Linked DNA regions of Mus musculus: region 2 is linked to region 1. The links are chromatin loops, found by intact Hi-C in ENCODE. Cell type or tissue: heart. All regions are shown on one strand. Links, peaks and the distances in the headings refer to the core of each region. The heading gives the core; the rest is flanking DNA. Region 1 holds the start of Peli1 (pellino 1). Region 2 has its middle 60 kb from the start of Vps54.

What was found. Hi-C counts contacts between places; a loop is a spot of excess contacts. Peaks named below come from ENCODE experiments on the same cell type or tissue, not always from the same donor. Only the 100,000 strongest peaks of a DNase experiment are listed, where the experiment ranks them.
Region 2: it touches region 1 in a loop (3-fold over the local background); 15 of 42 quality-filtered maps call a loop at or near these places.

Annotation. Positions count from the first base shown.
Region 1 is chr11:21,087,510-21,095,158 of GRCm38, forward strand. Peli1 (pellino 1) reads left to right here and starts at 3,815. Exons shown (of 7, transcript NM_023324.2): 1 at 3,815-4,169. In heart, for the core only: no CTCF peak of the experiment used is centred there; DNase peaks (open chromatin) are centred at 3,662 and 4,352; H3K4me3 peaks cover 1,353 bases; H3K27ac peaks cover 1,311 bases.
Region 2 is chr11:21,175,490-21,183,138 of GRCm38, forward strand. No RefSeq gene overlaps it. Among named protein-coding and RNA genes, the nearest start is that of Vps54, 60 kb to the right of the region's middle. In heart, for the core only: a CTCF peak has its summit at 3,065 (motif pointing left); a DNase peak (open chromatin) is centred at 3,062.

The DNA of each region.
Region 1 (7,649 bases), core at 2,116-4,615:
AAGGAACATATTCTATCTCATGAAACTGCTGTCGGCGTGTAGTCACTCTGCTTAGATTGAGTTGTGTAGAACTAGAACTGCCTTTAAACAGGATAGAAATTTGTTTTCCTCGGAATCTTAAAGCAGGAGGCAGAGTCCAGAGCAGGTGTGTCAGCCCCATGATCATTAGGGACATAACTTCCATGTTTCTGCTTCTCCATCCACAGTTTGCTTGTTTTAGGTTGAGATTTTCATTTTATCTTCACTACTGTGTGTCCATGTTTGTTTTACTTCTGACAGCTATTCCATATTTCAGAATCCACTCTTCTAACTTACCACAACTCAGTCTAAACAATATGAGTCCCTTTCCTCCTTCAGTCCTTTGAGTTATTTGTTGCAAAACATTTTACTTTTGCACAAGTTATGGTCTTATACAGTGTTGTTGTGTTGTAGAAAATATCAATTCTGACCCAGGATTTCTACCTCACCTTTATCATTTAGTTCTCATATGAAACACACACACAACCTTTACATGTAGTATGTAGTTTTTATTACCCCACTTTAGGCTCCAGGCAGACCATACTATCAGCCACACCCAGGTCCCCTCAGATCCATGGATGAAAGACACACATACACACACATACACACAGAGTCACAGACACATACACACAGACACACACACATAAACACACACACACACACAGAGTCACAGACACATACACACAGACACACACACACATAAACACACACACACAAACACAGACACACACAGAGACACACAGAGAGACACACACACAGAGAGACACACGCAGACACATACACACACAGATACACACATAGACACACACAGACACACACAAACACAGACACACACACAGAGACACAGACAGACAGACAGACAGACAGACACACACACACACACACACACACACACACACACACACACTAGCTCATCTTTGATATGCTTTAGCTCAGTGGCCAGGCTCTCCTAAGCCTTCTTCAGCTTTTACACCCTTCTCTTCACTCCCAGCTCAGTACCTCTAATTCTGCCCTTTACTTTGTTGCCCGTTTATCCTCTCCTTGTTCAGCGTCCTAAATCTGCCCTCAGCTTGATTATGTTTCTAATATCCCACCTGCTACCCCAGGCCTAATTGGGGAAGAAGCTGATGGCCACTCTGCCTGAGATCTGACATGGCTGATGTTTTTTTCCCCATCTGAAGCATGGCAAATCTTTTCTCTCCTTGATCTGCTAGTTTGCCTGTGTGGAGTGGGGGGTAGAGGCTGGGGGAGAGGGGCAGACTGCAAGTCCTGCCTATTCCTCCGAGCTCATTGGCAGCTCGCATCTTTACTGATCAATCAAGAACCAACTGGGGACAGGACCTTCAGGTTCCCATGAAGATTCCTGATCAGAGCATCAGAACAACCCCTACATTTATATTTATAATAAGCCGTAAACAGCACAAGAACTGGGCAGCTATCTACCTTCTATGCTATTAGAATCTACTTTCTTATAGATAAATACAAATTATTACTTAATATTTACTATGTTTCATCTGGGATGCTCTTAACTCCCACTGGACAGCCCCCAGGGTTGCACTTTTATGGCTCACTTAACCCATGGTGGCTTCTCCTCCCTCCTCCTGCACTCCTCTCCTCCCTGTCTCCTAGGACTCCAAGCCTGAGAAGCCTAAACTCCACTTATGTCTCTTCTGCCCAGCTATTGGCTGTTGGCATCTTTATTTACTGATCAGAAATAACTTGGGGGTAGGGTCACAAGTCTATGTACAGACTCCAAGTCTTGGGGGCCCACATTTAGCATTACAATAGAGAGCAAGATCAAACCTCAACATTGTTGTTTTTGCCTTAAATTATCTTTAAAATGTTTTTGATGAAGGGGGATCTTACATATTTACAATTTTTGGCATTCAGGCTGTTAGGCTTAAGAGTGAGCACTCAACCCCACTGACCCATCTCATAAGTCCTGTGGTAGTTTTTATATGAATGCGCATTTACCCTGATCAGGGTCCATTAAGCTTCTCAAATATATCTTATCAAAAACTCATGTTTGAATACTGCTTCCAGAAGAAATAAAAAAAAGATGACATTCTTTAGCATATTACCCCCACCCTTCATGGGCTTAGCTGTCTCCTTCATTTTCTTGAAGTTTCCTCATGCCTCTCTCCCCAGTGTGCTTCTGCCACCGCCAGCAAATGTGCCATTAGCCTCTGTGTCCTCGAGCTCCCTGCTCCTTCACTGCTCTCTTCCACCTTTGCCAATAAAATACACAAACGTGGAAGCCGTGAGTCAGCCCACATTCAAATGATCTTTGAAGCACTTCCTGACCCTGCCTGAGTCTGAGGTAGTCTGAATTTTCCTATGACAGCATAGATCACACTGAGTCCATTTATCTGTCTCTTCCTTGGCAGAGAGAGGGGACAATGAATACAAAGTATGTCTCTTTTATATCTTTACAGCTCTATTTTTGAGGCCCAATAAAGTGCCTGGCACATAGTAAATACCTTTACTTGTTTTTTAGTATTTTATTTAAATATCTACATTAAATATTTTAAATACAGGTGTCTTGCCTGCATATATGTCTATGGGCCAATGAGGCCAGAAGATGGTGTTGGATTCCCTGAAGTTACAGGAGGCTGTGAGTGTCCACATTGGTGCTGGAAAAGAAGCCAGGTCCTTTGGAAGCGTGACCAGTGCTCTTAACTGCTGAGCCCTGCTGAGCCATTCTCTGTCTCCCGTGTACTTGTTTCTTAAATTACTTATTTCTTCATTGATCAAATAATTATGTGGTCTGTGGGCATCCAGGGTTTTTGATCCTAAGACTATTTGAAAATCCTTAGTTTCCCATCTTGAAATAGATGTCTGATTCCTTGGCATTAATGTTTTTTCTTCCAGGTTCTAGGTACTCTATTAAGGGAAACTGAGGCAAATTACCTGTAAACCTTCTGGAGAGCCAGTACTGTGTTTTCTCACACCACCATACATGCATACCTGGTCATTTAGAAAGGGTGTAAGACTTAGCTGAGCACAACATACCCATACCATGTTTCAAGGTGCCGTATGTTGTAATTTGATAGTGAGAAACTTGAATCGGCTAATACATACATTGAACAGTTCTGAACTCTCTCTACTTATCTTTTGAATATATATTTATGGAATCTGGATGTTTGAAGAACTATAGATTTTCAGATGAACAAATTGCAGTACAATGATCCAACAATGCTGTTAATGCTGAACTTGGGTTGGAATTAAATGTAACTAACCGAACAAAGAAATTACAGAATTCTGTTAATGGTCACGCTCCCTACAGTTTTATAACCTAATTGTTAAAACACTAAGAACAAGTAGATTTTTAGTACCTTGGGTAATTCTCTTGAAGGAGGCAAAGGAAGGGGGTATTTATGATTTGCAGAAGAAATCTAAACAACCAAGGAGACTGCCATGTCAAGAGGAAGTTAGATTTCACTGGGCACTTGGAAGTGGTTGGGGGTGGGGTGAAGCAGGAGGGACTGGCTGTGGGCAGGAACCCAATGGCACCAAAGACACAAGACCAGCCTTGTTTAGTCAACTACAGTCCAGAACCTTCAGGCTTAGTGAATGGGTGACTATGGCAACAGTCCCCGCCCCAACCCCCTTGCGCGTGCACAGCGCAGAGCCAGCAGTAGGCTCCTCCACAACAGATACTTTTTTTTTTCTCTCTCGGTAAAGAGAACTACAGTTCCCAAGAGCCCTCTCGGCACCGCCTCGCGATGTGGCCCTGCCCCTTACCCTTATGCCCCGCCCTCCCGCTAGTCCCGGTCCCTCCTTCCCAGTGTGTGTCAGTGACCCAAAGGCGGTTCGAGGCGGAGGGACCGTCGGGGGCGCCGCCGCCGCCTTCTCCAGCGCCAGCAACAGCAGCAGCAGCGGCAGCGACAACAGCAGCAGCGGCAGCAGCGGCCGTGCGGCGCCACCGGATCTGCCTGCAGCCCGGGGAGCTCACCACAAAGCGGGCCCGAGCCTCCCTCTCTAGTCCGCGCTCGGCTCTGCGTTCCACTCGGCCTCGCGGGGCTCGGCGGCTGGCGGGAAGGCGGCGGGCTCCGCTGGTGCCTGCGTTCAACCGGTGCTCGCGCCGCCCCCGCGCCCCGGGTGTCCGTGCGGCGGGCCGAGCTGGCGTTCCGGCCACCAGCAGTCGTCCGGTGAGTGCGGCGCGGGCGGCGAACGGGGGCGCGAGGGCCGGCGGCGCGGAACTTCCTCCGAGCCTTTGCCGGTGGCGGCGCGGCGGCCTGCGCGCCCGCCCGCCCGCGGGGAGGCGGCGGGGAGCAGAGTTTGCGGCGCCGCATCCCGCGCGGAGGGAGGAAGCGCCTTTGTGAGGAGCTGCCCGGAACGCCCTCCCCCACGGCTGGAGCGGGTGCGCGGCGGAGGGGAGCCCCAGCTCGGCGGCCCGGTTCTCGCTCCCGCGGCCAGGCTGCAGGCCGGCGAAGTGGAAGGGGAACAAAGGGGCGGTGGGCTTTTCTTTTGTTTGTGTGAATCTGATAACTTCTCAGCTTCCTTACGTAACACAGAATTCCAAGTTAGTCATTCTTTTTATTGTTATGATTATTGTCATCATCTCTGCGTGCCTCTACGTTTCCTTTCATCTTGGGAATCTCAGAGCATTTTAAAAACACTAATTAATTTCACCTCCCGGCCCTTGCCAAGCCCGTTTCCGTACGTGGGTAAACTGAGGTCCAGAAAGCCCTCAAATTGATGGATACGCTTGATGTACCGCGCTGGTGTCTGAGGCTCCGAAAGCGTTTATGAGTAATAACTCATTCTCCAAATGCCCTGTGGAAAAGTTAAAGATGCTCATTTTACTTACAGGTTAAATGAAGTCTGGAAGAAGTCTAGGTAATTGTTAGGTAGTTGAAACAATAATTCTTTTTAAATAGTATTTGAATCTTAAAACCTCAAAGGACTTTCTGAAAAATGTTCCGAGTGGTGAAGATACTGTAAGTCATCAACTCACTTCGCCATATATTATGTTTATATGTGCAGATCTCTTACAAAGTCAGACAACAATGATGAGGGAGGGGATAGTTTTTACTTAACCTACATTTAACATGTTTAGTCACTACTCACAATATGCTCGTTGGTTTTAGCCCCAGCACTCTTCCATCAACAAATATTGAGCATCTCATCCACAGGACGCTTTATTAAACCGAGAATTGAAGCTTTTGTGTATCAAAGGTTGTCTGTTTTGATTCAAAGGCTCTTTACTTTCGGGTAGTAGAGTGTTACTTTGTCTTCGTAGCAGGTGATCTTTTGTGTCAGATAGCACAATGTCTTTTCTCCACATTAACCGAGTTTGCCTAGTCGTGTGAATTTAAAGTTTTTGAATTGTGAACAGGGTGCAGTTCCTCAATTTCTTGTTTCGGTTTATGATGCATTTTCACAGGTAACAACATATTTCCCCAGAGTATTCAAATACACATACTTGAAACATTCTCCTTATTGTCTAAATATAGCATATAATTTCTTTGGGTTTCTTTCTTTCTTTTTTTTTTTTTTTTCACAGTTAACATCTGTAGTAAATACTCTGAGGGCAATTAATCTTTTAAACACTTTTGGTATCAAATGGAAGGTGTGAAAACTTTAAATCAAGTGTTATTTCTACAAGTTCTTTTCCTAAGTTGTATGAGATTTAGAACTGTAATAGCATTATTTTCATTTACACACTTAATTTAATTTTGTAATGCCCCCAGATTTTAAATCTAGTAGGTGTGTCAGAAAACGAAAGTGAGACTTTAGATATTTTTTCTTCTGTTCCCCAACCTATCCCCTTTCTGAAGTTTGTTAAGAGATCTGTTGAGCAATTTGAAAATGGAACACTTAAATGTATAGAAGATTGCTTATATGGTTATAGTGTTTCATCTGATAAATTTAAGGAATCTTAACCACCTAGGTTTTTAGTGTAAACTGGAAACCACCTTAGTTGGAGACTTGGCGGTTATTTGTGTGTTCCTTAAAATTAGCATTTAAGTAACCTTGTATTGACCTTTTCTGATAGTACTTACCAGCCAGCTCTACCAGGACCATTTGTACTTTTAAGGAACCCACTAACAACAGTGCTTTTGTCCTGTCCGATTCCAAGAGTCCAGAGGCAGAAGTTAGTGAAGTCTGGGTTTGCTGCCTTCCTGAGTTCTTTAGGATGCTTTAAAACAAATGGCTGAACATTACAGGGCAGGAAACAGAGCTATTGAGGCAGTTTTCAGAGGGAAGCCTCAGAGGGTTCCTATTTGCCTTAGTTTCTGCTTCTGTTTTACTTGTCAAAATGTCAGTTAAGTCCCTTGATTTAGAATGTGCTCCACTGTGGTTGCCCAGTAGATAGGTGTAAAGGGCTATAGAATTCTGCTTTGTGAACAGTTTTTCTGTTCACAGAGAAATGTAAAGCAGATTGAAAAACCCATTGATAGGCTCAAAAGTAATAGATAAGGCAACTGACAAAGACTTTAGGAAGTATAATATTAAATATTCCTGGAAACATTTATAAATAAGGAACAAAATTCTAGTTGAAGTCCCAGACAATAAATTACACATAGCACGGTCTTTCAATTTATAGATTTGTAGCCGTCTTTCTCAGAGCCCTTCTTCATATGTCATAGAAAAGTCTATATAAGATACTCTTTCAAATGACTCGGGCTGTTCTAGAGTTTCTTACTACACTCTAGAGTTTCTTTTTACACGTCATTGTTAGAGTCTCACCTCTGCTAGGGAAAGCTCACCTAGGCCTACACTAATTTGTAGGATCTTAAAACAAGAAATACAGGTCACTCAGAGATCTGGATATGATTTCAAGTTATCTATTAGTGTTTTCTATGCTGTTTTAATAGATACGTGCTTGGAAATACTGGCTAACATGCTATACTTAGTAAATTCTAAGTCATCTTTGTTCTTGTGCAAGGAATGTGTGCTAAGGAGAAGCATGAGATCTCCTGGGGGGAGTTTACAGGTTTGGTTTGGTTTGGTTTGAGAGGTTGTTTTTGTTTTCAGATCAGATTTTGCCTTGTAGTATTTCCCACCCTAGCCTTGAAATGAAGGTCCTCCTCCCTAGCCTCCCCAGCAGTGCTCCATGCCTGGAAGATTGGAATCTTTTGATGCAGTAGGTAGCCACTTTCAGAAATAATTTAGAGAAAAGGGGCTCCATTGACTGACTGAGGAGAAATGAATTGCACGTGATTCTCAAAACATTTTTCTCCCAAGAATGTTACATGGGATATTTTAGATGATGGAGATCATCAAAGATGATGATGGTGATGATGGTGGTGGTGGTGGTGGTGGTGATTTTGTCACAGTAAATGTCACTTCAGACAGAGTTTTGCGTTTTACTTATTTTCGTGTGTGAGCAAGATACATGTTTGTTACCCACCTACAGAAGCTTTTTCTTACAGATAGATTCCAGAGAACAGTTGTGGGAGTTGGTTCTCCTCTTCCACTGTGTGGGTCTAGGGATTGAATTCAGGTCATCAGGCTTGGCCGAGGCTCGTGTACCTTTACTCTTGTATCTTGTAATATTACACTTCAAAATACCATTTACAGAAGAATAGAATGTTACTAATGCTTAAATGTGAAAGTTCTAATTCAGCACACGTGCTATTTAGTTCCCTTTCAAAGCATTTGTTCTTGCTTTTAGTTTATAA
Region 2 (7,649 bases), core at 1,905-4,404, 88 kb after region 1:
TCTCTGTCTTTGTCTCTGTGTCTCTGTGTTTCTGTCTCTTTCTCTGTCTCTCTCTATGTCTGTTTCTGTCTCTCTCTGTGGTGTGTGTGTGTGTGTGTGTGTGTGTGTGTGTGTGTGTGTGTGTAGACTCATGTCAGGATATCTTCCTCAACTGCTTTTCCACTTTCATGTTTGAGCTGGGAGCTCACTGGACCAGGAGATCATCACTTGGGCTATAGTGACTAGTCACAGAGTAAAGGGTATGCACTGCCATGCTGGGATTTTTTTGTAGGAGATGTCTGGGGATCAGAACTAAGGTCCTCACACTTGTGTAGTGTGCACATTAGCCACCATCTACCCATCCCTGGTTAATGTCCCTTTTAAGCCTTAAAATTAAGTTCTATAAGTTCTTGAAGTTGACTAAAGTATTTAGCACTCAAAGCAATTTTTGAGATTAGTGTTAAAGCATTTATTCTAATGTCAAAAATCCAATGGTAAACACCAGTTCACAATTTGTATGGTGATATAATATCTGGTTTTGAAAGTTTTAAATTTTTATAAAAATTGCAAATCATAGAAAGACAATTTCTCATAAATTTACTTCCTAGAGAAAAAGCATTTGTCACATACACTTTGCTTCATTTTCTTAAGAATATTTTACTTTTGAATTTTCACCCCAATAGACTTGTTTCTCCAAAGGTGAGCTTCTGAGAAATCAGCTTCCCAGGGCTGGATAGATGGCTCAGTGGTTAAGAGCACTGACTGCTCTTCTGAAGGTTCTGAGTTCAAATCCCAACAACCACATGGTGGCTCACAACCATCTGTAATGAGATCTGATTCCCTCTTCTGGGCTATCTGAAGACAGTTACAATGTACTAATAAATCTAAATAAAGGAAGGAAGGAAGGGAGAAAGAAAGGGAGGAAGGGAGAAAGGAAGAAAGGGAGGGAGGAAGAAAGGAAAGAAGGAAGAAAGGGAGGAAGAAAGGAAGGAAGGGAGGGAGGAAGGAAAGGAGGGAGGAAGGAAGGGAGGAAGAAAGGCAGAAAGAAAGGAAGAAAGAGAGAAAGGAAGGGAGGGAGGGAGGGAGGAAGAAAGGAAGGAAGGAAGAAAAAAGAAAGAAAGAGAGAGAGAAAGAAGGAGAGAGAGAAAGAAAGAAACATCAGCTTCCCCTATGCAGTGCAGACAGCAGTTGGCTTGGGGACAGGAAGTGGCTCACAGCCCACCTAGGACACTGTTACTCTACAGTGTTTGTAGAAAGCCTTCAGCTGAAAACAGTGTATGTCAGAAAAGCTTATAGTTGGGCCTGCCTTAGGGAAAGAATTAAGTTCTTTCAAATGAAGCAAGCTGGACCTTCTATTATATCCCAGAACAATGTAGGTGTATTTTAGCTGTTCCTTGTAAACCATGGATATATTATCAAAAGCCTTCTCCACCACCTTCTTGATAGCCTGATGCAAACACCTGTAAGTTGTAGCAATAGGTCTGAGTGCCTGGCCTATGGCAGCAGGCTTGGCAGTGTATGTGATGCTACTGGGATGCAGGCTGCTGTGAGAAGCTCTGTTTCAATCTGCTGCCAAGTTCAGGAACACTTACCTCATTAGTGAGGCGTGTCCATTCTAAACAACTAGACTTAGCAATGCGTCCTGGTCTTCCATCCTAGGCCATTGCTATTCAGTAAAATATTCTGTGATGACAGAAATTGTCATCTATGTTGTGTGACAGATACACCTGGCTGCTGAGCTTCTGATTTATGTCTGGTTTAGCTGAGGAACTGAGGTTTTAGTTTTAACTTTATTAAATTCATAGTGATTTCACTGATCTGCCCCAGCTCTTTACCATTTCTAGTCTAATCACCACACTTCCTTAAGACACGGTGGATTCATCTATAGGGACTATGGAGATATCTATAGGGACAGTCACCTATATGTGTCTCCTCATTTGCAATGTTTCAAACAGCATCCTTTTCTACATAGCATTTTTTTCTTTCAATTAGATATATGTGTGTCTGTCATGGAAGCCAGAAGAGGGCAGAGGGACCCTGGAATCACAGGCAGTTGTGAGCCAACTGCCATGGCTGCTGACAACCAAAATCTTAAGTGCTCTGAAGTGCTGAGCCATCTCTCTAGCCCCATAGCATTTTCTTGATAAATAGACTCATTTCATTTCTTAGTGTTGTAACAAAATTCATGACTCAAGCAGTTTAAGGGAGGAAGGGTTTGATTTAGCGCTCAGTTGGAAGACACAGCCCATCACAGCAGAGAGGTCTTGAGGTGATAGTCACATTGTATCCATGGTTGGTAAGGGACTGAGAATTGCTGGTACTCAGCTTGCTTTCTTCTTTATATTCCATCTTGGGTCCAAGCCCATGGAATGGCCCCACCACATAAAGGGTTGCCCTGCCTTCCCACCTTAAGTTAACCCAAACTAGAAAGTCCCTCATAAATATGTGCAGAGTTTATCTCCTAGGGGATTACTAGATCCCGTGAGGTTGACAGTAGTAATCATCACAAATGGTGATCCTGCCAGTAAGAAAACTGAGCATCAGGTTTCTAGCGTCTCCACCAAGATTCTCCACCACGTCTGACTTTTTACTAAGAACTTTGCAAATCTGTGTCCAAATAACTCACTGTACTTTCTAATTTAGCAGATTAGTTTACACGGCTGTTTACAGATCTGTAATGAAAAGGGGGGTACTTCTGCTATCAGATGCATTTTCAGTACACGGCTAATGATTTATGTTCCAAGTCTCTGGGGAAGTTCTGTGTTGTCCTGTGTCTAGCTCAGAGCCATTTTCTGAACCTCATGCTGACACCTGTGCCCACCATGTTTGGTAGTGTCTTCACTTGGCCAGATTCTCCTAGGGCATCTGACTAACTCCTTAGAGACAGTGTCTCTGCGGCCATCTCTGGAAGATACACACATATCACCATGCCAGGGTCCAGGCTCCTGTACACCTCTCTTCTTTAATAAATCCACCACTTCAAGACTTGATGCTTGTATCAGAGGAAGACAAACACTAAACTATTGAAACCAAAGCCAGTTTTGCATTGGCTCTTCCCCTCTCTCAGGGAAAGGCTGCCACCTGCTGTAACACATTAGCAACAAGGGGTTTTCAACAAGGTCATTGAACACTTAAATCCTACATTCAAAATTAATGTGCATACAACCTCACTGCCTGCCGTTCCCTGAGCCGGGAGTAGAAGCAGAAATGTAAACTACAAGCACTGAGTAGAGTTAAACAGAAAGTCACCCATTGAAGGGTACCCACGAGAAACTGTCATCTCCAGAATCAAGGATGTCCTTCACCACTCAGCAGCAGAAGCTCACATTAGCTCATTGTAATCTTAGGTAAATACTGACTGGTTTTCTACTGCCTTAGCCTTTCTAGTTCTGTGTGTCCTTATTCTCTACAGCACTAGCAAGGCTTTGACACATGAGAAGACTGAAAGAGAATACAGGTTGACAACTTGGGAGACAGCAGCTCTAAGCTCGATTCTGGCTCCCTGCAGGAGCACCAGAGTCAGGATCCCAGCACTGGGATAATTTTGTCAAATAAATACTTTTTTTTTGTTTATTTGTAGCCTACCTGCTTGGTGCGGTTAGTATGTCCAAAAGAAGCAAGTTTGCATGGCTGAGAAAAACCAAAGTGAAGGAATTAGGGACATGACACCCTCAAATTTGCTGCTTGGGTGTGTTGATGATCTTAAGATAAAATCTGAAAGTCAGCAGATTCAGGGAATGGCTCTTTCTGAGCTTCCTTATCTGCCCAAGGACAGGTTTTCTAAAAGGAACTCAAGGGGAATAGGTTCCTCTCTGGGAGTTTCTCGTCATCACGGAAACAAGCCGTGTGTACACTACACCTACAGTGTTTGCAGCAGACCACTGTGTGTCTCATCTGTTGGGAGGATCTCCTCATCTGTCCCAGATTGCTAACTTGTCCATCTTCCTTCTGAAAATGGAGTATGAATCTCTCGCCTCCTTTCATTGGCTATCTGATGGTTCGTTCTTTAGCTGACAGCTGTAGCATATATACATTGCAGTGGCTTTTTTTTTTTTTCCTTGCTACTCTGCTTCCGGTCAGATACTTCACAGATGTAGCTATTTTCAGAGAAAAAACTTACCAGGTTTCCTCCAGAGGCTGCCAGATACTGTGCGGGTATTTGACAAAAGTACCATCCATTCTGTTACCCCAAACCCAGAAAGAATAAAACCAGGCAGCAAGGCATTAAAAAAAAAATTCTTGGAAGATAGAGAAAGGTCTTGCTCACACAAAGACAAGAATAAGGTGATGACGCCCAGTAGCCTCATTTCCAGAATCCTGTCTCTTCTCCTCCACTCTCTACCTCCATCCTGGGTCAGTACTGTGGCCTCTGCCACACAACAAGTATAAAGAACAAGAATGTTTCACCTTGGCCTTCAGGCCGTTTGCCACCCCAGCCGCTTCACTCTTTTTTTTTTTTTTTTCTGTTTTTTTTTTTTTTTTTTTCGAGACAGGGTTTCTCTGTGTAGCCCTGGCTGTCCTGGAACTCACTTTGTAGACCAGGCTGGCCTCCAACTCAGAAATCCGCCTGCCTCTGCCTCCCGAGTGCTGGGATTAAAGGCGAGCGCCACCACGCCCGGTTGTCTCTTCACTCTTAACAGCAATTCTAGGAATGTGACAGACTGAGGACCTAGTTAGTGATTTCAGTGTTGGGTAGACATAAGTATGAGTGAACTTGTGTTTATAAATGAATACCAAACTTCAAAAAAAAAATACAATTAAAGCAAAAGTAGGAGGAAATACAAATAACTTCAGAACAAAAATAGCTTTGAAAAGAAAGCCTCAGAGTGGAAGAAGTAGTCTTCTGAATACAAATGATCAGCCCTGAAACATACGTGCAAGTAACATGCAGATTAAGCAGGCTATATTTAGGAATATGTAGCTCAGCATGTGGCACATGCATTTAATCTCAGCACTTGGGAGGCGGAGGCAGTTGGATTGCTGTGAGTTCAAGACCAGCCTGATCTACACAGCAAGTTTCGGGACAACCAGGGCAACATAGTGAGACCCTGTCTCAAAATAAAACAAATAAAAAACAAAAGCAAAAGCCAAACAAAAAGGAGATTAGACACACACACACGGATATAAGGGGGAAATGATGTAATTAAATTATTAAAATTTTAAAAACAAAAGAAAAACTTTTTTTTTAATGCCCTACTGTCTGGTTTTCATCTTTCTGAGTTTGAGGCAACAACATAGCTTTTGAGGCAAATGTATAGCATATGGTAGCCTCTGGGGAAAACCGTGTTAGTCTCATCTCTGAAAACAGCTGTACATTGCTGCCCACTGTCTACCACTTGCAGGTGCAGAGACAGGAAGTAAAGCTAGCCACACAGGCAGCAAGGACAAGGAGGTCTGGGGGTGTAAGGAAAGCTGTCATGAGTTGCATCAATAGCTAAGAAGAAAAATGAACCCTTAAAGGATCTGGCACCATAGGACATCATTCATGTGTGAGTGTGTGTGGGCTTTCTATCTCTACAGTACCTTGTGTGTGGTGAGGGGGTTGGCCTTATATTACAGTGTGTGTGTGTGTGTGTGTGTGTGTGTGTGTGTGTGTGTGTGATTTCTTTCTCTACAGTATAGTGTGTGTGTGTGTGTGTGTGTGTGTGTGTGTGTGTATTTGCATTTTAGCTGTTTGTTTTTGAGAAAGAGTCTGGTTGTACAGTTCAGGCTGACCTCAAACTTGCAATCCTGCCTCCACCTCCCACCCCCTTGGCATTGGGATTGCAGACATGCACTACCATGTGTAGCCATCAATATTTTATTTATCAAAACATTACATAATCACACTGAACACCTAGAATTCTGTCCTTTTTTCATTTCTTGCCTCTGTGATTTTTCACTATATTTCTTTATAGTGTCACAATCTACTTGGCATTTTAATGTCTCAAGTTTTTATTATGTCCAAACTTACCCTGCTGCTAAAGATTGAGTTTGTTGCTGTTCCCTTGAGTTAAGAGTGAATGGATATCTTTGTAGCAAGCACCTTTCTCCTTCAGTAATTTATTATCTATTATAGTGAAAAGCCCATGGTTGCTTTCAACAAATATCTATTAAACAAAACAAGTTATTTATAATCAATTATCAAGAGTGACGCTATAGGTTAAATATTAAAACAATTCTGGTATAAGCAAGCTGAGTATCTCTTGATACAGATCACTACAAAAAGCTTTCTAAGGGGATTTTACTAATGTGCAAGATCAAAAGATAACACAACTTTCCAGTGATAACATTATTTTTAAATCTTGCTAATTAACAAGAGCTCAAGTTGTGGGAAGGTTGTTGAAATGAAAGGTCACGAAAAGTCTGGGTCACTATGGAAAATGTGGGTCATGTGTCTGGTTGTCTTTAAAGTCTACACTTGACTTCTGTTTAATTTTTCTGATTTAAAGGCAGAGTATGTAAGGAGATCAGTTAACCACCCAAAGTTTGACTTTTCAGTTTTAGGCTGAAGAGCAGAAGTAGCTCCCTTCCAAGGTAAGGGTGGGCTAGAGAGGAAGACCATACGCGCTACAGGAGGCAGCTCCTCAGCTGTCTCCAGGAAAGTCTCCAGCTTCACTGGGAGTTCCCTATAGAATCAGGGGCTTTGTCTCAGACTGGCTGAAGCAAACACTCCAGGTAATTTTAGGGCACATTGAGTCGGAAAAACAATGCTTTTATATAGCAAAATTGCTACTGCCAGGAATGAAGCACAAAGCAAAAATTTAAAGCATGAATATGAATATAAAATAGTAAACAGAGGCAGTAAGGTGGTTCAGCTGATAAAAGTGTCACATACCTACCACCTGACTTTCAGTACCAAAGCCCCACAGTAGAAATGTTGTGAAAAGTATTAAAGAATGTCACCACCCTGCACTATACTCAGCTACTCTCTGCCCCAGCAACCCTGCTGCTTCCTTGGCTAGCCCCATGCAGTGACTGATCCAGGTTCCCTTGCTGCAGGTTTTGCTCACATTCCCATCCGTCCATCCACTCCCCATATATATAATTAAAATATCTGAAAACACCCTAACAATAAACTCAGAGCCATGAATTTGCTATCTGGCTCTTAACTCACAGGCTTAAATATCTCAGATCAGTTTGTAATAACAGTTATAGAGGGACTGGGTCCAAGCCTTGCACTTTTAAATTTTTTGTCTCAATAGAAGAAATTTATACCAATGAAAATAAATTCTGTACCAAAATAAGAAATTATGACGTCAACTTAGTAACTATTGTAAAGATTTCTACCAAATGAGATTATGGCTACACAATTAATTTTAGATAGTTCCTCCCTGTTCCAATTATGACCATTTCTAAATTACCCAGAAAAGCAACCTTAGAATAATCACTTCCAGCTCAGGGAACTGGGACGGACAACTCTTGATAACTTCTTCAAGCTAAATATGGGCATTGAGATATCTTTGAAGGAGGAAGGAAGGGGAGGGGAAATGGGGAGTTGGTTGTCTTTAAGAATGCCACACCAACAATTGTTTTAGTCTTTAATGTCTGTGTCATGATTGGATCCAGCTGAAACTCCAAGAGATCAGGAGTTCAATGCAGGTCAGCTCAGCATGTCTAATGATGAGACTCACCAAGGCTGTATATTATGTAATATACAAATCTCAAAACAAAATTTTAATATCATCAAG